Regions from separate parts of the Homo sapiens genome. Here region 1 is linked to region 2. The links are chromatin loops, found by intact Hi-C in ENCODE. Cell type or tissue: PC-3. All regions are shown on one strand. Each heading gives the region's core, and the rest is flanking DNA. Links, peaks and the distances in the headings are about the cores only.

The links. Peaks named below come from ENCODE experiments on the same cell type or tissue, not always from the same donor. Only the 100,000 strongest peaks of a DNase experiment are listed, where the experiment ranks them.
Region 1: it touches region 2 in a loop (2.3-fold over the local background); 5 of 110 quality-filtered maps call a loop at or near these places.

The regions. Positions count from the first base shown.
Region 1 is chr1:94,648,116-94,658,503 of GRCh38, forward strand. All of the region lies in intron 3 of SLC44A3-AS1 (SLC44A3 antisense RNA 1), which reads right to left. It also overlaps the pseudogene KATNBL1P2. Among named protein-coding and RNA genes, the nearest start is that of MIR378G, 93 kb to the right of the region's middle. In PC-3, for the core only: no CTCF peak of the experiment used is centred there; a DNase peak (open chromatin) is centred at 6,086.
Region 2 is chr1:94,593,176-94,603,563 of GRCh38, forward strand. The region is part of intron 1 of LOC105378861 (a long non-coding RNA gene); the gene reads left to right. Among named protein-coding and RNA genes, the nearest start is that of MIR12133, 55 kb to the left of the region's middle. In PC-3, for the core only: a CTCF peak has its summit at 6,502; DNase peaks (open chromatin) are centred at 4,736 and 9,426; H3K4me3 peaks cover 855 bases; H3K27ac peaks cover 824 bases.

The DNA of each region.
Region 1 (10,388 bases), core at 1,463-9,462, 55 kb after region 2:
TCCTCATCAAAGAGACTTCAGTCCCAGCCACAGATTGGTTTTTTGGAGGGGTGGGGTGGGGAGGGGGCGGGTGGTGACAGCAAGGCTAGGAGGGAGGGGGTCATGGGTGAGATCTGATATGCTTAATAGAGCAGCAGTCACTCCAATCAGCTTTGTACCCTGAGGATCTTATCCAAGTTGGTTTTCGTGTCGGAGCTCAACACCGCCTTACAGAAGATGTTTTGGTGATGAAATAAGAGCTTTCGTATCTGTTTAGGCAGCTGGCGCATTTCCGCAAGCCTCCTGACCTGAGCAGGCTGAGTCAGGGACAGGCCTATTTGTTAGATAAACTCAGAGAGTTACAGGTTTCTCAAGACTTTATAAATCCATCCCGTGTGCGAGTACTTCCCTTTCCTTAAATGGATTATTAGAAAAGATTGGATGCAAATCAAGAATTCAATTTCTAACCAAGCAAATTTCCACCCACACAGAGAACTCATTTTAGCGTAGGCAACTTCTAATAAATAAAAGATTTTCTTCAACTCCGAGACTGACTTCTCATTAAAATGAGGTGGGACTCTACAGGGGTCTTTTAAGGGTCCCTGTCTGGGTGCTGAAATCCAACATGTCATAGTTTAAAAACACCGTAGACACACTAAATGAACCTATGTACTCTCATTTGCTGCTCACACCTTCCCTGGGATGAAGGCTGCTGAGTGAGCTCTACGCTTGGCAAGGAAATGTGGAGCAGGTTGTACCCGAGAACGTCCATAATTCCACCTCTGATCAGACAGGTGTGGCATCAAATCCTGGCCCAGACACAAAAGCTGTTTGACTTTGGACAACATACTTAATCTCCCTGAGCCTGGGACTCTTCTAGGTCTTGAAAACAGGGGCACTAACACCCACCTCCCAGTGCTGCTGTGAAGACCACACAAGATACCTTTATAAAGCCCCTGGATATAGTAATCACTCTGTTTCTTGCTAGCAATTATTATGTAAGGAACTTTTCTAAACATGTGTTTCTCTTTTCACATGAGGTTTTTTCCTGAGCATGTGGAAAACTATGATGGTAGATGTTTTGGAAAACACAGAAAACCATAAAAAAGAAAATAAAAATTGTCTGTGTTCCCAACACTCAAAAAGAATCACTATTAACATTTTGATATGCTTTAATTTCATAACATCCACACAGATGCACACATACTTCTATATAGTCACACACATATAATTTTGTGGTTGAGAATGTGTGCTGTTTTCTTTTTTCACCTAACATTATATTTTGAGCATTTTCTTATATAATTAAAAATTCTTAAAAACATCATATTCAACAGTTTCAAAATAATAATATTTTCTGTCTTAATTTCATTGTATACAATTCTTTGTGTTTCTGATTATTTCATATTTTTCTTTTTATTCCTAATTTTGCAGATGAATCGACTGATCAAAGCACATGAACTTTTTAAAAAAGAGTAATAAGTTTACTTAAATAAAGAAAGCTTAAATTATACAGAACTGAAAATATTAGAAATCTATATCTAATTAAATGTGTATAAATTAGCCAACTCCATAGACATTTCTAGTTGAGCATTCGTAAAAATACATATTAATTCTTTCCTTTTATTTAGAGATAACACATGCCTACATAACATAATGACCCTGGCCAAAAAAAAAATCAGATGATAAAAATATTCTCAAGTTGTGAAAATGATGTGAAAAACATTTCAGTGACAACATTCTTCATGAATATAAACCTCTGATTTAATTCCTCTGATTTACCTTTGAACATGCAGAAGCATGATGGTTTTAAATTTTTTTTTAATGTGGTGGTCAGGATTATCATCAAGCAAATATTTTACAGATATTGGTATCATAACACATCAGCTTATTAACATTTAAGGCTTTTTGCATGCACAATATCTCATTGTGAGAAAAACAATTTTAATATTGGTTATTTGCCATAATTTTTTAAACTTTCAAAGCCTTTTCAACATAAGAGAATGGCTGCACACATTTTCTTATAGAATATAATCTTTAAAAAATTAACTAAGATTGGTCTTTATGGTTCCTAGTAATAAGTCCTTGTCTTATTTTTTCATATAGTATAAATTATACGCTTATGTAATATGCAGGACTGCATTAAGACCCAGTAGTTCCTAAACAATGTTACCAAATAACCACATAAATCCCAAATGCACCAAAGTTCAAGTATCTTTGTAGTATCCTTCCACCTAATTGAAGTTGAAGCTGTTCCTTTTGGGTATTTTTCTACTTCAGTATGAAGTATATTGTTAGAATTTCATTAGTGGGTTCATTATGTGGCTTTTTAAAGACAAAAGTGGTTTTGATTTCTCCGATAGTTCACAATTCTGACGAGACATTTTCTTGGAAGTCATATAGTCAAGAGATGCTTTGAATAACAAAACACTCTTTAGTAGCTGTAATCTCTCAATGCCACTGTTACAAATGAGTGTTTATATCCTTGGCTATAATAGCAGTATTTCCCAGATGGCTTCCCTGTTCCCACAATACACTTCATTGTTTTAAAATCTGAATATTTCCATTATTATAATTTGTTTGATTATAATCCTGACCACCACATTTTAATGACTGATTGAATCCAGTTTAAACCAATTATTACATATTTTCTTCAAATTTGCTTTTAAGTAGTGACTTTGCTAGTGGTACCAAATCTATACAGCAGCCATGTAAGGTGTATTGCTTTTCTTCCTGTAAACTATTGGTGAGCACGAGAAGGCAATCCACCAAACTCCAAGATCTCCTATCCTCACCAAATAAGGTACAAATTCACTCACACATCTTTTTCTGCAAAAAATTAAAGCTACTTTCAATCTCAAATTCATGTTCAGCAGAACTTGTGCAACTGTTTCATGGTCCTGCGAAACCTTAGGGAAAGCCCGCCATATTTTGATAATAGGCTGTCTAAAAAATCAGAATCACTGGAGTTAACCAGATATATTTAACTATCATGGTGTAATTTTTCTGGCAGGTGGCCTGCACAAGCCAGTTCATTTTCTTTACTTGTCATGCCCACAGCCCCCACTTGAAGAGGAATGTTCCTTTCCATAGGAAAGATTTGAGATTTGGAAAAAAATGATGAACTTTCTTTCTGCAATAGGTGCCCTTACGTAGTTTATGTGGGCATTTCCTAGCTTCTCCAATTGTTCTAGTTACGTAAGCAGCCAACTGTCTTGGAAATTTCTTAAGCTCCTTCATGTTCTTACCAGTCAAAGTAGAGATCCTTTCTCTAAGACCATCAATGAAATGATCCTCAATAATATTAGAAAATTCCCATTTTTAACATTGGGGTTTCAGATGCTGTAGTTCCTAAACATCAGTGCCTCAGGTTACTGCAGCTGTTCAGCCCAGTCCTGGCATCCACTGGGCAGCCCTCTCAGGCCTGTGCAAGACCTGCTAGGAGAGCGCCCCTTGGGCAAGGTGGGGGCACTTCCCTGACTCCGCCCAATGCTGGTTCTGCCCTTTTCCGGTGGGTCGGTGGGTCGTGAAGGACCTGAAGGAGGGGGAAGAGCTACAGTCTATGAGCTATTAAGGCAGTAGTGGAAATTTGCTGTCCAGAAAATTTGTACCAACTCAACTTCCATCAGCAGGGGAGAAAAGTAAATCTTTGGGAACCTTTGCAACTTTCCCATGCCTGTTCTTATTTGCTCCTATGGCAATTAACAATGAAAGCCAAAAAGACAAGGGGGTCTGTGAAAGATGTCAGAGAACCAGAAAGGGGAGATTGGGAAGTTGGTCCTCATTCCTGGGCTCTGGAAAGCAATAGCAGGAAATTGAATAGATGATAAAAGGTTTACAAAGGCCTGAGGGATAGAAGAAAGAGGGATGTGGGGATGGCAAGGAGGTGCCTCTCAGTGTATATTTTCACCCCTGGATGACACAGAATGTCCTTGGGGCAAGGTGGCAGCCCTGCTCCTTTGCACTGAGTTCTAAGTGCCGTGCTGGGCACACTATGGAGCCCAGGAAGTACCGTGTAACGATGGGCTCCCATGAGCCTGGAGGAGGACATGGAAAATGGATTTTTTAAATGGTCATCTGCAAGAAAAATCCAGAGTGGAATTCTTGTGTCTGGTCAGCTCTATGGACAATTAGGGGCTAGTGTTGCGTGGAAGAGACATAGGTGCCTTTAGACCAGCTCTCTACCTCTGGCTCGCTCTTTTGGTTTGGTTTCGTTTCGTTGGTTTAACTTTTATTTTATTTATTTTTTAATTAACAAATAACAACTGTACATATTCACAGAGTATGTAGTGATGCTTCTATACATATAATAAATGGTGACAGATCAGGGTAATCAGCATGTCCATATCTCAAACATTTATCATTTCTTTGTGTTGGGACCATTCAATATCCTCCTTCTAGCTATTTGAAGCTATATAATGTGTATTGTTAGCTAGGTCATCCTACAGTGGTATTGAACACCAAAACTTATTCCTCCTAGCTAGCTATAATTTTGTACCTTTTAACAAATGTCTCCCCATCCCTCTTTTCCCCCTACCTTTTCCAGCCTCTAGTATATGCTGTTCTACTTTTTACTTCTTTGAGATAGCTTTATTTATTTATTAAGCTTCCACATATGAATAAACATGTGGTGTTCAACTTTCTGGTCCTGGCTTACTTGACTTAACGTAATGTCCTGTAGCTCCATCCATGTTGCTGGGAATGACAGGATTTCATTCTTTTTTATGGCTGAATAGTATTCCATAGGGCTTGTTCTTAACAGACTATGTGAAGGAGGTGATCATCCAGGCTTTTTGGTCTTATAAAACTTAATCCGGCTGGGCACAGTGGCTCATGCCTGTAATCCCAGCACTTTGGGAGGCTGAGGTGGGTGGATCACGAGGTCAGGACAGCGAGACCATCCTGGCTAACACGGTGAAACCCTGTCTCTACTAAAAAATACAAAAAATTAGCCGGGCATGGTGGCGGGTGCCTGTAGTCCTAGCTACTTGGGAGGCTGAGGCAGGAGAATGGTGTGAACCCGGGAGGCGGAGCTTGCAGTGAGCCGAGACAGCACCATTGCACTCCAGCCTGGGCAACAGAGCAAGACTCCGCCTCAAAAAAAAAAATACAAAAATTAGCTGGGCTTGGTGGCATGTGTCTGTAATCCCAGCTATTCAGGAGGCTGAGGCAGGAGAATTGCTTCAACCCGGGAGGTGGAGGTTGCAGTGAGCCGAGATGGCACCACTGCACTCTGGCCTGGGCAACAGAGCAAGACTCTGTCTCAAAAAAACAAAAACCAAACAAACCTAACCCACTTTCCATCAATCCATCAATCAGCTTTCAACGAGCACCCCTTTAATGCTCCGCACTTTTGCACTTGGGCTGAGCCCTGCAGGGTCACACATGAAGTGGAAGCCATAGTACCTGCCTGTGAGGATGTGGTCTTGGTGAGGAGGCCAGACCAACACCCATGAACGCATCACAAACCACAAAAGACCATAGAAAAGCAAGCATCAGACTGTGCATGGAGTGCAAGCTGGTGCAGTGGGAGTCCCAAGGACAGGAGGTGGACAGGACAAGGGCTTCAGCACAGAGGTGAGGCTTGAGCTTTAGAGATCCCAGGGGTGGCCTTGAGATCTACATGCTCCTTTGAGTGTAAAGGGCTGATCGTTCTGAGAGGAGGAAAGGCATCACCCCTCACTTTCTGGGTCCCCTGCTCCTTGCAGGACCACCTGCACAACACCACGGTGCTCAAGGGCTATCAGTGAAGGAAAAGGGAAGAAAGGAACAAATGGCCTGTGGCGGGGTAAAAAACAACTCCAGCTCTTCCTACCAGGCCAACTTTTGTGACTGGCTCCCAGGCTGCCTTGCCTCTGGGGTTCAAGGGAGGCTTGTCTTCTGAGAGTCGGTAGGATTAGACAAAAACTCCAGCTCTGTTCCAAGGGTCTATCAATATCCTCATAGCTGGGTATGTTAAGTGCTGGTATATTTACCCTGTTTAATCATGGTTCCATCCCTCTGAGGAAAAAGCTGATTACAGCCACTTGGGGAGAGAGAAATAACAGTGACCTTCTGCAGAACCAGCGATAACTTATTCCTTGTAAGGAGTGGATAAACAAAATGCCCCACACTCATCACTCAGGAATGTGCACCTCTTTGTGTGTTCTTCCTAACAGTACCTAGTAATTGGGCTCAACACCTCAGTGCAGCATTTCCTGTCATCTCTGGGACAGCAGAGTGGAGGTGACCTCCCTTCCCACTCATTGGAGAGAACATTAATTGCTAGAGGTAATCCTAACCATAAAGTTTCTGGATCAGAGTTGCAATTGCATTGAATAGGAATAAAAGGCTGTTAAAAGGAAGATTTCTATTATCTGAGAAATCAAACTTTCTAGCAGCTTTAACACCTATTCACAATGGGTTTTTATTCAATCCCCATTAAAAGAAGTCAAAAGTTACAGGAATCAAAGCCAAAGTCCCTCCAGAAGCTAACATAGTAATAAAACCATCAGTAATTTTAATGATTGTTTACATATAGTGCCTCCTCTAGGTCAGGCACTTTACTTATGATCTGTTAATTCCTGTATTAACCTAGTAATTATACCCAATTTTATAAGAGCAAATATTAAAGCTCAAGGAGAGATTACGTCATTTGCCAGAGTTCACACAGCTAACAAGTGGAAAAACAGATTTGAACCTGTTTTCCTGACTCCAAAGCCAGCAAAGTTCTTTCAACTGGAGCCAGAAATACCCTAATGCCCATGGGTGACCAGGGTCCCTTCTGGGCCATGTGGTGTGGAGAATGAGTTTGACCACCCCAAATTGTCTTGTTCCTCAAGAGGATTTCCCAGACCTTCAAGGAATAAAATAATGTTGTGTTTTCTCCTAAACTGGTTTTCATCCAAATCTTGTGTTGCTCAGAAAAACATGGAGCCAGAAAGCCAAATTCCAGAGTCCTCTCTGTGGTCATCCCGGGAGGGGCCCAGGCAGCAGGGATATCCTAGGCCTATTCATGAGATGCTCCAGGTTTAGCCTCCCTCTCCCCGGTTGGCCTGGCAGCCTGTTCACTGGCTGCTCTCATAAGCCACCCAGGCTGCGTCCCTCCAGCTCCCATCGCTAGTCAGCTGGGCCAGACCCCACCCCTGTATTCAGTGTGGTTGCCAGACATGCAGCCCCACCATGATCCCCATTCTTCATTCAACCAATATTATGTACCCATTATACATGCAAGGTACAGTCATAAGCTCTTGGGGGACAAGACAGAGATAATCCATGATCTCTGTGAGTGGTCATTCAGGAATATGGAGTGAATGCTCAACCAGTTACTCAACTAATTGCTTAATTACAATTGTATAAATCCTTCAGAAGTTGCCAAGTTGCTAAGGGAGTGTGCAACTGGGGTGGGGATGGGGGGCTTGACTAGGACTGAGGGATGAGGAAAAGCCTCTCCTAGGAAGAAGACAAGAGGGCTGAGGCACACAGAAAGAGGGGTCAGTGGTACAAAATGAGGCCAGAATGGTCAGCAAGGCTCCATCTTGAGGGCCTTTATAGGGCTGGAATTTATCTTAGGAACAAGGAGACTCCATTGAAGGGTTCAGGTTGTGAATGATACATGTGTATGGATCAGGGAAGAAAAGAATGATATGTCTACCAAAAAATTCTGAATTGTGCTGAGAATTAACAACTGTCTTTTTAGCCTTTTGTCTCCCTAAAATAGTAAGTTTCCAGTAACTCACAGGTTGACAATTAAAGGGGTTGTAATAGATGTCCTTTTAAAAAAATAATTTTTTAATAGACAAGGTCTTGCCTGTTGCCCAGGCTGGAGTGCAGTGGCACAATCAAAGCTCTCTGCAGCCTCAAACTCCTGGGCTTAAGCAATCCTCCTGCCTCAGCCTCCTGAGTGGCCTGGACTAAAGGCATGAACCACCACACCCAGCTAATTTTATTTTTTGCAGAGACTTGTTCTCCCTGTGTTGCCCAGGCTGGTTTCAAACTACTAACCTCAAGCAATCCTCCTGTCTTAGCCTCCCAAAGTGCTGGGATTACAGGTGTGAGCCACCATGCCCGGTCCAATAAGTGTTCATGATAATGTGGATTTGTTCTTGACAATCAGGACTCAAGCCCAGGCAATCTTCTGCAAGTCAGAGTATTCACCCACCCCTGCATCAGTCTGAATCTGGAAAACTCTTCTGGCACAGCCACGTTTCAGTGAGTAGGCCCACCCTGCCCCATTCAGAGGGGTGGATTGGAAGAGGCACTTAGGGCCAGTCTGGAGGAAAGAGACAAGGCAAAGAGTAGGATGGTGCCGGGACCTCAAGGACCGATTCCTTTTATCAGCGTTGTCCACATGGGTTGCTCTTCTGGGCCCTAGGAAAGCATTAGAGACCCCCAGACATGATTCTCAGAGTCTGCCCTGACATGTCACCCCAGAAGATCGAGGTCTTTGGTCCTTGAGCCCTTTACTTTGAACACGAGAAGTGTTTGCTCGTGGGATCTACACAAGTCTTTTTTTTTTTTTGGAGATGGAGTCTCGCTCTGTCACCTAGGCTGGAGTGCAATGGCACAATCTCAGCTCACTGCAAACTCCGCCTCCCCGTTCAAGCGATTGTCCTGCTTCAGCCTCCCAAGTAGCTGGGATTACCGATGCCCGCCACCAGGCCCGGCTAATTTTTGTATTTTTAGTAGAGATGGGGCTTCACCAGGCTGACCAGGCTGGTCTTGAACTCCTGACCTCAGGTGATCCACCCCCTCTGGCCTCCCAAAGTGCTGGGATTACAGGCATGAGCCACCATGCCCAACCTCAAGTCTTTTCTGATCCTAACATTCTGGGACCTAATCACTTCAAAGGAGACATGCCATTTCCAGCTGAGGCCCCAAGAGGAATGTTTTATGGTGGACAACTCTGAGGGCTGGCATGGGGCCTGGAGAGGGAATGGAAAGGAAGAAGGGAGCTGATGGGAGGTCCACAAGGACTTTTGTTGAATGGTGGGGAGGGGGCAAGGCAGAAAGCAACTTATGGCATGATTCTACCCAGAGACAGCCCAGCCTTTGAAAACTTGCCTCGCCCAGAGTGAGAAAGATTTAAACAACACACACACACCCACACACACACCCACATACGCCCCCCCATCATACATATATTCCATGCATTTCTTAATTAAGGGAATGCTAACATTTCTTTAAAGTACAGTTCTTAAAATGATATTTGGAGACCACATTCTTTAACTTGTGAGAATATACCTCCAACCTCTTAATAAAATTGTGATTAAAAAAAACTTTCTCTAATTGTGGCTAAATTTGATGTCATTGATTAAAATGTATGCCAATTTGCAACATTAATAACCTTGTTGCTATGCCTGTTCTACCAAAACCCTTTTCCTAGTATTTCTTACATCACCACACATCTGAAAAAGTTTCTTTCATGCGCGTCCGTGTGAAGAGACCACCAAACAGGCTTTGTGTGAGCAACATGGCTGTTTATTTCACCTGGGTGCAGGCGGGCTGAGTCCGAAAAGAGAGTCAGCGAAGGGAGATAGGGGTGGGGCCGTTTTATAGGATTTGGGAAGGTAATGGAAAATTACAGTCAAAGGGGGTTGTTCTCTGGTGGGCAGGGGCGGGGGTCACAAGGTGCTCAGTGGGGGAGCTTCTGAGCCAGGAGAAGGAAATTCACAGGGTTAATCACTCAGTGAAGGTGGGGCAGGAACAAATCACAATGGTGGAATGTCATCAGTTAAGGTGGGGCAGGGCCTTTTCACTTCTTTTGTGATTCTTCAGTTACTTCAGGCCATCTGGGCATATACGTGCAAGTCACAGGGGATGCGATGGCTTGGCTTGTGCTCAGAGGCCTGACAGTTTCCACTGGGCTTCTCCCCTCCAAAGAGTTCCTGGGATGGCCTTGGGATCCACGTGGTGGGAATCAGCCCACAGGTGGGGGAGGGGAAGGTGCTCTTCACCTGTGTTGCATCAGCAGCGTGAGCTGCTGCTATCAAGTGTTGAAAAGAATGTGAGACAAAAAGAGATAATATTTGAAATGGAAAGAAAATAGTATTACTAAGCCAAGTGATCAAATATTGCCAATTTTGCTTGCCAGCTATCATGAACTGATAACAAATTAGCAAAAGGCCAAACTTACATGCACGAAGTTGTCCTAAGCAGTGGCCAGATCCAGACATAACACATATCTCTAGATATCATTCATGGCTTACAAGCTTTGTAGTCTTTGCCCTGTGATGAGGCTATCCTCCCAGCGGGGTAGGAGGAAATGATTCCTTGTGCTCTAGCTGGTTGTAGTGGCTTATACTCTGGCCAGGAGGTCAGAAAACTGTCACAGAACCAACTCTACTCATTATTTGCTGTGTGCTTTGGCCAAGTCTCCTAACTCATTGGAGTCTGTATTTCTTTATCTCTGAAATGACAGCAACACTCAACAC
Region 2 (10,388 bases), core at 1,640-9,639:
TTGCCCTTTCCTCCACACACACTGCAGCCTCCAGACTTCTGGGAAGGAAGTGCGGGAGCCAGCCAGGCAGGTGCTGGTGTTTATTAACAACTAAATATTTGCCAATTTAAAAATCCTATTGGGTTCCTCTCCAGCTGATCATGATTGGATTTCTTTCTGGCCACAGCAGCTTACTAAATGTTTATCCACACTGTTATGCTCATCAAGTATTTCGGGAACATGCCGAGGCTTCCTGGCTTCAGGAAAGGGGATGGAGTCAAGTCTTCATGGTGGACACTGCTGTGTCTGGAGTGCAGCCAAAGTATGGCGGGGTGAGGAAGGAATTGTGTTCTTTTACTCGCCCCTCAGGATGCCATTCTTCGCCCACCAGGCGACGGTAGTCCATATGCACCTTAGCTCAAATTTACTTCTGCCTTTTCCTGCCTGGAAAGCTCTTCTCATCCTCTAAGATGCTTCCCAGTAGAGCCTTCATGAGTCTTCCCAGCAGCTGATTGCTCCTCCTCCTTCCCTAGGGCGATTCGCCTGGCAGGTGGGCCCTGCACTGCACTTCCCGAATCCTCCTTCATTGCAGAACTTGTTGCCCCCGTTGCTAGAAGTGCTGTTGGTAGATGACCTTTGGCTGTCAGCTCCTCAAGGATGCCCGCAGCTGCCCATGTCAGGCCCCTGTCTGGTGGCCCACATCCAGTGATGAATCAGTGTAGCATGTGAAGGCTATCTCTATCTAACCCAGCACAACTCTGAAGGGACAGAGCTCCCTGTGGGGTCGCCTTCATCAAGCCTGTATCACAGCTTAGCATTTCTGCCCACGCTGCTTCCTCCTTCTTCGTTCCACAGGTGTTGAACCCAAGGGCAGTCTGGATGCCCAACTCTGTCTCAGAGACAGTTTTCTGGGGAGCCCAATGTGCTACATTCTCCTTCAGGCCTTCTCTGTACACAACTGTCTGGCCCATTAGATTGCGAGCAACTTAGTGCAGGGGTCCGGTCCGTGGCCTGTTAGGAACTGGGACACACAGCGGGGGGGTGAGTGGCGGGCAAGACAGCAAGCATTACCACCTGAGCTCCGCCTCCTGTCAAATCAACAGCGGCAGTAGATTCTCACAGAAGCGAACCCTACTGTGAACTGCGCATGCGAGGGATCTGGGTTGTGCGCTCCTTGTGAGAATCTCACGCGTGATGATCTGAGGTGGAACAGTTTTCATCCCGAAACATCCCCCCATCCCACCTTGCTATCTGTGAAAAAATTTGGAAAATTGTCTTTCACAAAACCAGTCCCTGGTGCCAAAAAAGGTTGGGGACCACTGCCTTAGAGGCAAAAGCTGTACCTTATTTATTTCCAGACCTACAGTGCCTAACCCAGCCTGGCCAGCAGGTGCTTGGTAGATGTCTATTGAATGAATAAACAGAGTCACTTAAAATGATGAGAGAGACTGAAAGACTCTCTTGTGGATGGACATCTCAGTTAGAGTCTTTTTTCCACTTTGAAAATACTGCCTTCCCAGAAGAGTATGCAAGCAACTCTATTATCTAAACTGGGAGGGGCATGGACTCCTTCCTCCTTTCCCAAACTCTGTCCTGCTGGACTAAAAACTAGGCTTGGGGTGTGGTCCTTCAGGATTATTGAAATACAGTGAGGAGCCAGGTCCAGGAGCTGTGTCTGCAGTGCAGTCAATGTATGGCCAGAGGCTGGTCATTCCCAAATAGCAGCCCTGTGCTCTGCACCTCCTTCCGTGGGTAGATTGTTTTCTCCCAGTTTATTTCTGTTTTATTTTAACCTAACATTTAGAAGATACTCTGTTTCAGGTGAGATAAACATGTTGCTCGCACCTGTCCAGATGCCCTGTCCAAATGAGCCCCAGGGGCTACCTGGTGGTGGCAGTCATAGTGGCAGCCCAGATGGAAGCGTTTCATGTAGAACAGAGGCAATGAGACAGCTACAAGCCAAGGCATTTGGGAAGAACAGTGATTCCTTTTATGACCCTTCCCTGAATGCAATTCAGAGGCATAGGGTTCCTCTCTCCAAGGAAACGATGGATTTATCCCCGACAGAGAAAGAAGGAATACACAGTCCTCCAAGGGAGGAAACTCTGGTAAGTGCTACAGGAGGGACCTCGGTGAACACTTTGAAGTTCCCGGGTCATAACCTCAAATGCTCTCAGGACTATTATGTCAGTGACTTCAGGATTATTGGTCCAGGTCTGCTTCTTTTTTTTTTTTTTTTTTTTTGAGACAGAGTTTCACTGTGTTGCCCAGGCTGGAGTGCAGTGCTGCCCTGCAACCTCTGCCTTCCGGGTTCAAGCGATTCTCCTGCCTCCAAGTAGCTGGGATTACAGGTGAGTGCCACCATGCCTGGCTAATTTTTTATATTTTGGGTAGAGATGGGGTTTGACCATGTTGGCCAGGCTGGTCTCAAACTACTGATCTCAAGTGATCCACCCACCTCTGCCTCCCAAAGTGCTGGGATTACAGGTGTGAGCCACTGTGCCCCGCCCCAGGTCTGCTTCTGAAGGAGCCTGGGTGTAGCCTCCAGCGGCCACAGAGGCTCCTTGCCAGACCTCCTTGTGGCTTGGAACAAACTTGGCCCAAAGGAAAAATGGACAAAAGAGGGGCCTCTCCCTTTGCAGAGGATATACGTCCTCTCCTGACTCAGACAGGCACATTCCTCCTGTCATCAAGTGGCTCCCTCTGATGTGACACCGGAGACCCTCCTGATTTACTGCCATGCAGCTGTGTTTGTGCAAGAATCTACATATAAACAAGAGTTGCCAGCATGTTGCACAAGCAAGTCCTAAAGTCATCAACACATGTCTTTATTTGCAGTCTTCCACCGTGCCTTCATGTTCCTTAATGTTGTGTTTACTATTGGTGATCTCTCCCTGATGTTGGACGAGAACTCTAAGCAGGTTCCAAGATGTTTTGCTTACTCTTAGGTAAGGGACAATTCCAGGGTGTTTTTAAGCAGCAAATACTGACTTAATTCAGCAATTAGAAAGTCCACTGTAAGAGAGCAATCAATACTTGGATCCCGATAAGATGTCAAACCCTGCAGAGGGCCTGCAGAGGGCCTGCAGAGGGCTGTTTGCTGGCTGTGGAGGACTGGGTGGTGGTCTGATTGGCTTCTCCCAAGTGGGGCTGGCCCATGGGGAGGGAAGAGGGGAAAAGTCTCACTTCAGTGGGGATTGTCATTAGCTGGCCTCACCTTTTAGTGCCTCTTGTCCTCCATCTCTTGGGGCACTTTCATGAGCAATTCTCAGGTTCCCCACCAGGTAGTGCCTTCGGCAGTGCTGTCGGACCCAAGTCAGGGCATCTCTGTTTTGAAGGGTTGCTGGCATTCCTTCTTCAGTCCCAAGAATTTACCTCCAACTTCTTGCTATGGGGATCTCTCAGCCCCTGCAGGAGGCCCTCAGGACAACATCCATGTTGACCCAAGCCAGGGTGTCTTTCCTTATAGTCCATCGTTACAATACTGCACAGCCCTTGCCCCAACAAACCAGGGGTGCTGGCCGGCCCTGCCAAGACAGCAATCTGCTGACCCGGCTTCCAAAGCAGCAGGTCGGTCCAGCTCTCAGCCTGTGGGATCCTAGGTGGGAGTCAGGCCTTTCTCCCCAATTATAGGGGTCATATATGAAGCTCTTTGGGGGCCAAGGAAGCAGGCAATCTTCCTTGCCTCAGGGAATAGAGGGGATGGGCCCATAGCACAGCATTCTCCACATAAATCCTCCTCATAGAATCCTCTCTCCTTGCCACCCTCTTGGCACTGTTTTTTTTTTGTTTTGTTTCGTTTTTTTGAGACAGAGTCTCACTTCATCATGCAGGCTGGAGTGCTGTGGTTTGATCTCAGCTCACTGCAACCTCTGCCTCCTGAGTTCAGGTAATTCTTGTGCCTCAGCCTTCCGAGTAGCTGGGATTACTGGCACGTGTGACCATGCCCAGCTAATTTTTGTGTTTTTAGTAGAGATAGGACTTTGCCATGTTGGCCAGGCTGGTCTCAAACTCCTGACCTCAAGTGATCCACCCCCCTGGCCACCCAAATTGCTGGGATTACAGATGTGAGCCACCACACCAGGCCCTCTTGGCCCTTTTTTATTCTCTAAGTGGTGAGAAGATTTAACAGTTATGGAGCAGGTTTTCTGAATTTTCCTTTGAAGCAAACATGGAGATTTGACTTCTTAGTCTGGGATTACAAACATACTGTGTTTTGTGCCTCATGAAAGCTTCAATTTAATATCCCGTTACATAAAACTTTCCAAATGCTGATTGTTACATTCCAATAATTTCAAATTATTTAAAACAAAAACCACACATCTCACAGGTATGTTTATGCAGTGGCATCAAAATCACTAGAAAGAGGACAGAGTCTCAGACTCAGCCATGAATGAAAGCATTTTTCTGCAACAATTCTTACAAAATTTAAGGGCCTGAGGAGGGCAGATTCATGAACACACCTCTGCCCTCTGTGGAGAAAGGGGCTGGAAGAGGGTCCTGATGTCAGTTTGGGTGATTGCAGAGGTGGAAGCAGGGTTAGCAGCAGGGAAATCTTCCTGCTTTCCCAAGTCTTCTGCCCTTCAGCAGAGGCAGCAATGTGGTCAAAGGCATGGATTCCAGGGCTGGCCAGACCTAGATTTGAATCCCAGCACTGCTGCTGATGAGCTGTGTAATCTTGGGAAAGTACTTCACTCCCTGGAATCTCAGGTTCTGCCTCAGCAAAATGAGGGTATTGCTCACCTCACATTGCACAGTCATAGTAATGAGGTAAGATCTTCCGTGTAAAGTGACTGTATGGTCCAGCGTGTGGCAAGCTCTCCATGAGTAACAGCTGTTGCTATTTCAGCTCCACCAGATGCTGTGTCTTATAGTGAACCAGGAGAGAATTTTGGAGAGAACACGCATGATAAAGCCCCCTGGGAAAAGTCACAGCAAAATCTCTCAAACCTGAGCTGGAAAAGAAAAGAGTTAGAAAAAAGGTATTTACTAATCACATCCCAGGTGTCCAGCTGTAACTTTACGAGTCTTTTATTTATTTATTTATTTTTACTTTTATTTTTTATTGAGATAAGATCTCACTGTGTCACCCAGGCTGGAGTACAGTGGCAGTCTTGGCTCACTGCAGCCTCAAATTCCCAGGCTCAGGTGATCCTCCCACCTCAGCATCCTGAGAAGCTGGAACCACAGGTGTGTGCCACCATGCCTGGCTAATTATTGTATTTTTTGTAGAGTTTTTCCATGTTGTCCAGGCTGGTTTCAAACTCCTAGGCTCAAGCGATTCACCCGCTTTGGCCTCCCAAAGTGCTGGAATTGAGCCACCACACCTGTGTGTCAAGCTATAATTTTAGGAGTCTTTGTAAAGAGATTTTTCATTTAACGTTTGGAGTAACTCCATGACATTGGAAATTTCATAGAAAGAAATCAGAGCTCAGGAATGTTTCTTTTTGGTTTAGGTTTGGATGCCTATGGCAGAAAAACCTAAAGTAATAATGACTAAAATAGGATAGAACTATATTTCCCTTTCATATGAAAGAAGTTTGTCAATAGACAATTCAGAGCTTATACAATTTTATGTAGTGGAAGGACATGAGCCCTTTTTGTCTTGTTGCTCTCAGCCTTAGCGTCTACCTTTTTTTTTTCTTTTTTTGAGACAGGGTCGTGCTCTGTCGCCAGGCTGCAGTGGCACGTGGCACGTGCAGTGGCACGATCTCGGCTCACCACAACCTCCGCCTGTCAGGTTCAAGTGATTCTCCTGCCTCAGCCTTCCGAGTAGCTAGTACTACAGGCGCACACCACCATGCCTAGTTAATTTTTTTGTATTTTTAGTAGAGACGAGATTTCACCATGTTGGTTAGGATGGTCTTGATCTCCTGACCTCATGATCTGCCAGCCTCAGCCTCCCAAAGTGCTGGGATTACAAGTGTGAGCCACCGTGCCCGGCCTTTAGCTTCTACTTTATGGTCTGATTCCCGCAATCCCCTCCATGTTCCAGCCAGCAGGCAAGAAGAAGGAACAAAAAAAGAGTGCACTCGCTTTTTTCAAGAACACCTCCTGAAAGTCGAATACATTGCTTTCACTTATAACTCATCAGCTAAAACTTAGTCACATGGCTAGACCTAGTTGCAAGGGAGGTTGGGAAATGTAGTGTTTATTGTGGGAGGTCATTTACCCCACTAAAAATCCGGGCTTCTGATACGAAGGAAGTAAAGAATGGCTTTGGGACCAAACAACCAGCAATTTCTGCTTTTGGTGTGAAATAGCGTGCCCAGAGTTTCTCAGTTGTGCCCTGTCTGCAGAAGACACTGCATACCCCAGAGGCAAGTAGTAAGGACAGGGTGGGGGGCCGGAAGGGTGGGAGCTTAGCATAATGTCCACCCTCAAATTTGGGAGGTGGCTGTAGGGTTCCCGGCTGGCTCTCCTGCAATTCCAGTTACTTTGCCAGGAGCCTGGAGGACTCAGCTAACTGCCTGAATCTTCACTGCCACCTGGCTTTAGCCAGTGGTCACTGGTACTGAAGCCTGTTGCAGCCTGCAAGCCGGAGCGGAGAGGAAAAATTTCAAAGTCAGTGTTGAAATCATCAGGAGGAGTAAAAAGTAGAGCCATTTTTATTTCTTTCCAGGTCCCTGACCTCAGTTTCTCTTTGAGAGTGGTGGATTTGTGGTTCAGCTAATATTTAGTGAGCATCTACTTTATGCAAGACCCCAGATAGGCCCGAGGCAATACAGACTTGAGTGGACAGGGTCCTACTTTCAGGATCATAGATGTGTACACAGATAACTCTACGGCAAGGCCCCGGAAAAGGTAAAGTGAGGTGGGCAATCAGCCTAGGGGGTTGGGGGAACATTCAGGAAACAGAAGGCATTTGAGCTTGGCTTGGAGGAGCAGTTGGAATAGTGATTAGAGTAACTTGGGGAAATGGTCAAAGGGCACCCCAAAGAAAGAAAAGAAGAGCAGAAAGGGCCTGAGAAAAAGTAATTAACGTAGAACCATTGGAGTTTATGGAGGCTGTGTGGTGTGTGTGTGTAGTGTGTATGTGCATGTTTTTAGAATGGACATGGGCATGGAGATGGGGTGGAATGAGATGAGAGAAAAAACTGGGAAAGTAGTTTGAAGTAGCTCGCAGCAGGCTGTACATGCTAGAATAAGAACCCCAGGCTTTATTATGTAGAAAGGAGAAAGTCATCAAAAAATTTTGAAAGGGGGTAACATAATAGGCTTCCCTTTCTGTCATATATATATATATATATATATACATATTTTTTTTAATATAAAGCAGCAGACATTCTCTAAGAGGGCCAAACACCAACACAAGTCACAATAGAGAGGGCTTATTATCGGCATTTTCAGTTTTCCATTTACAGACATTCTATAGTTAGATGATGACAAATTTCCATGGGAAAAGCTCAAAGTGTGGAATGAGCATAGTTCTGTTCCCATCTGAATAGGTTGTCACTAGCCAAGGTCACTGGGGAGGAGGCTCTAGAGACTTGTCCAGATACAGCTTCTCTCTCTGTGGGTTAGACTTAGCCTGACTCCCCAGGAGCAGGGCAGCCTCACCTGAATGGTAGCTGAGCAGGGCACTGAGCAGGGAGGGACAAGAGCTTCCTCTGCCCAAGCCCAGGGCACCTGGAAAGCCAGCCTCCTCTCCTGGAGGAAAGGAGGAGATTGAGAGGGTGACCCGGGGTGGTGGACAACTGCATCCCTCATGTTCTCTGCCACTTCCACCTACACTGTTGCAGTGTCTGAGAAACTTATCAGAACAAGTTCTCCTGTCCATTAAATAGCATTTAATCCTCCGAGGAGCCTTAAGAATTGGGAATATGCTACATTTTACTCTGGAAAATATGTTTAGTTTTTTGGTACTCACTGAAAACCTGGTGCATGGGAGACTGAAAAAAATAAAATGATGTTTTATGCACATGAAAGCAGCAAGTTATGTCAGTTACTTCATCTGTTACCAAGGATTTGGGAATTTTAGAGGCTCACTGGGTAAAAGCAGACTTTATTTTCATTTCCTAGACTGAAACAATATAGGGTTGTGAGAAGTTTAACTGTAATTTTTTTGTCATTGTTTAAAGCTGCAACTTTGAACATTGTGCTGAAACTTAGATCTGAGAGATCAGCAGATCTATATAGTAGCATCTGATTTGTCAGGGATCATCAGGGGATGAGGCATTTCAGAGAAATAAAATATTCCAGTATTTAAATCATATCTCTTGAGGGTCTTAATGTTTGTGTTAATCATTTTTTGATGTAAGAGTTTCCCAAATCTCCAGCTAACCCACTGCCTTGTGAAACAAGAATGCAGTATCAGATCCCATTTGCCCTGCTGATTTAAGAGCATTTGTATGAAAGCCAGTTATCAGATCATTCTGATGCACTGCCCTCTGAGGCTACCAAAACTTGTTGGGTGTTTACCCCTGTCTTCAGCGGACCCATTTGTCATCATCCTATAATTCTGTTAGCCATAAGTACCCCCAGTATATTTTCCTGGGCAAGAATGTGGTATTTCTGTCTGGTGTTGGCATTAGAGGATCTCCATCCGAGTGACAGTTGGGTTTGTTTAGGCTTGCTTTGATTAGCCTTGCTTGCTTGTAATGTGAAGTCCAAAGATCAGAATTCAAGTTCCATTTCTTTCTCTTCTCCTTGTATGATCTTGGACAAGTTATCAGCCCCTCTATACCTGGGTTTGCCCGCTAACAAAAATGGTCATAATAATACCCAGCCCAGGGCTGAGAATGAAGCTGTATCATAAATACAATGTGTTATACAAATGGTAGTTCATTTCACTACAAAATACCTGCTCATGCCCAACTTCACCTTAGGCATATAATTGATCAGGAGTGAGTTGTTGAGAGCACTTCTGAGTTTTAAATAACATGGAGAGGGGCTGTTTATTGAAGGGATAACTGTGGCAGATGCAGCAGGAAGGCTCTAAGGGGAAAGCGTCTCCCCTAAATTTCCTATTATGCAACTTAGTGTCCAGAACACTGTGGTGGTTGAGAATCAGGGTTCAGCAGAATATGCAAATTGCCTTTCCTTTCATCAGGACACAAAGAAAGAAATGAGCCCCCAAAATATCTCTCAGAAGTGACATGGGTTTATCATTTCCATTATCCTTGACACTTTTCAGGGGTTAAATGTCTCTGGCTAGGCGCATGTTATTATTTGAGTATTACTAGCCCTTTAAGAGCCTCGACACTTCTGGAAAGCAGCCCGTGGAGCTGCTTCAGCACCGAGTGGGTCTGAGCTACAAGAGGGTGACCGCTAATCCTAATTCTAACCCCAACCTGAATTTATGAGGTCCTGCTGGTACGCAGAGGGAGGACTGGAGGGACCAGTCAGGTTGGCCAGCTGGCCCAGTGGTATAGGGAGCCGTTGGATTGGGGTTTGTCACATAAACTGGGACCCTGCCCAAAGCCGAGACGTCGTAAGATTCCCCTGTTTTGCACAACCCTGTGGTAGTAGCCACATCCTTATTGTGTAAACTCAGGTTTAACCACAGAACAACCAGCTTATGCCTTGTTAGATGAGGAGGAGCTTAACCCACTGAAGAGTACTTTCTTTTAATAAGGAGAGACAACTTCAAAAAAAATTGTTTTAGGGGCCCCCAAAATTTCAGATGAGGACACTATGAAGATTTTGAGTCTTGCAAGCTGTGTGATTAAAATGATCAAGTGATTAAAATGCTGTTTTAATGCTATTATAAAATGGTATTTTAGTTTGGACACATCCTTAGAAAGACTCCTTCCGCAGAAAAACTGACGCAGCAATTTGTAGAGGGAACTCACAGGTGTTCCATGAACTGAATCACTACATGGGGGATTTTTAAAAGCTGGATTGGGGGAGCAGTGGATGGTAGAATGAATCCTTTATCTTGAAGATATAGCAAAAGTAAATACAAATTATACAGCTTGTAAGATTAATGCTTTTGAATCATAAAAAATAAACACAAAATTCTTGTGGCTTAGTTGCATAAAGATAAGCAATTCAAAGTCCATATCTTTAATGATAGCCTTTTTTCTGTCGTAAGTAAAGACTGCATCAAGGAATTAATGCAAACACATTTCTGCCTACCATCCTTATATTTCTCCTTTCTTGCTAAAATTACCTACTTCACAGGATGTGAGAATTAAATGAGATATGTGTCACTTTGTTTAGCACCAAAGAAACACTAAATAAGTATTGTCAAGTTGAAATCTGAATAGTGCTTTTCTTCTTCTCCCTGTCTTCCTTCTCCTTTTCCCATCCTCACCTGCTTTCTTGGTGCTTACTGAGAACTGACTGTGTCCCCTGGACTGGGGCAGAGGTGGCCCTGCTCTCCAGGAGCTTTGCTTATTCACTTACTCAACCAGTATTTATTGAACTCCAACTTGTACCAGTCTGTCTTCCAGCCCTGAAGACTC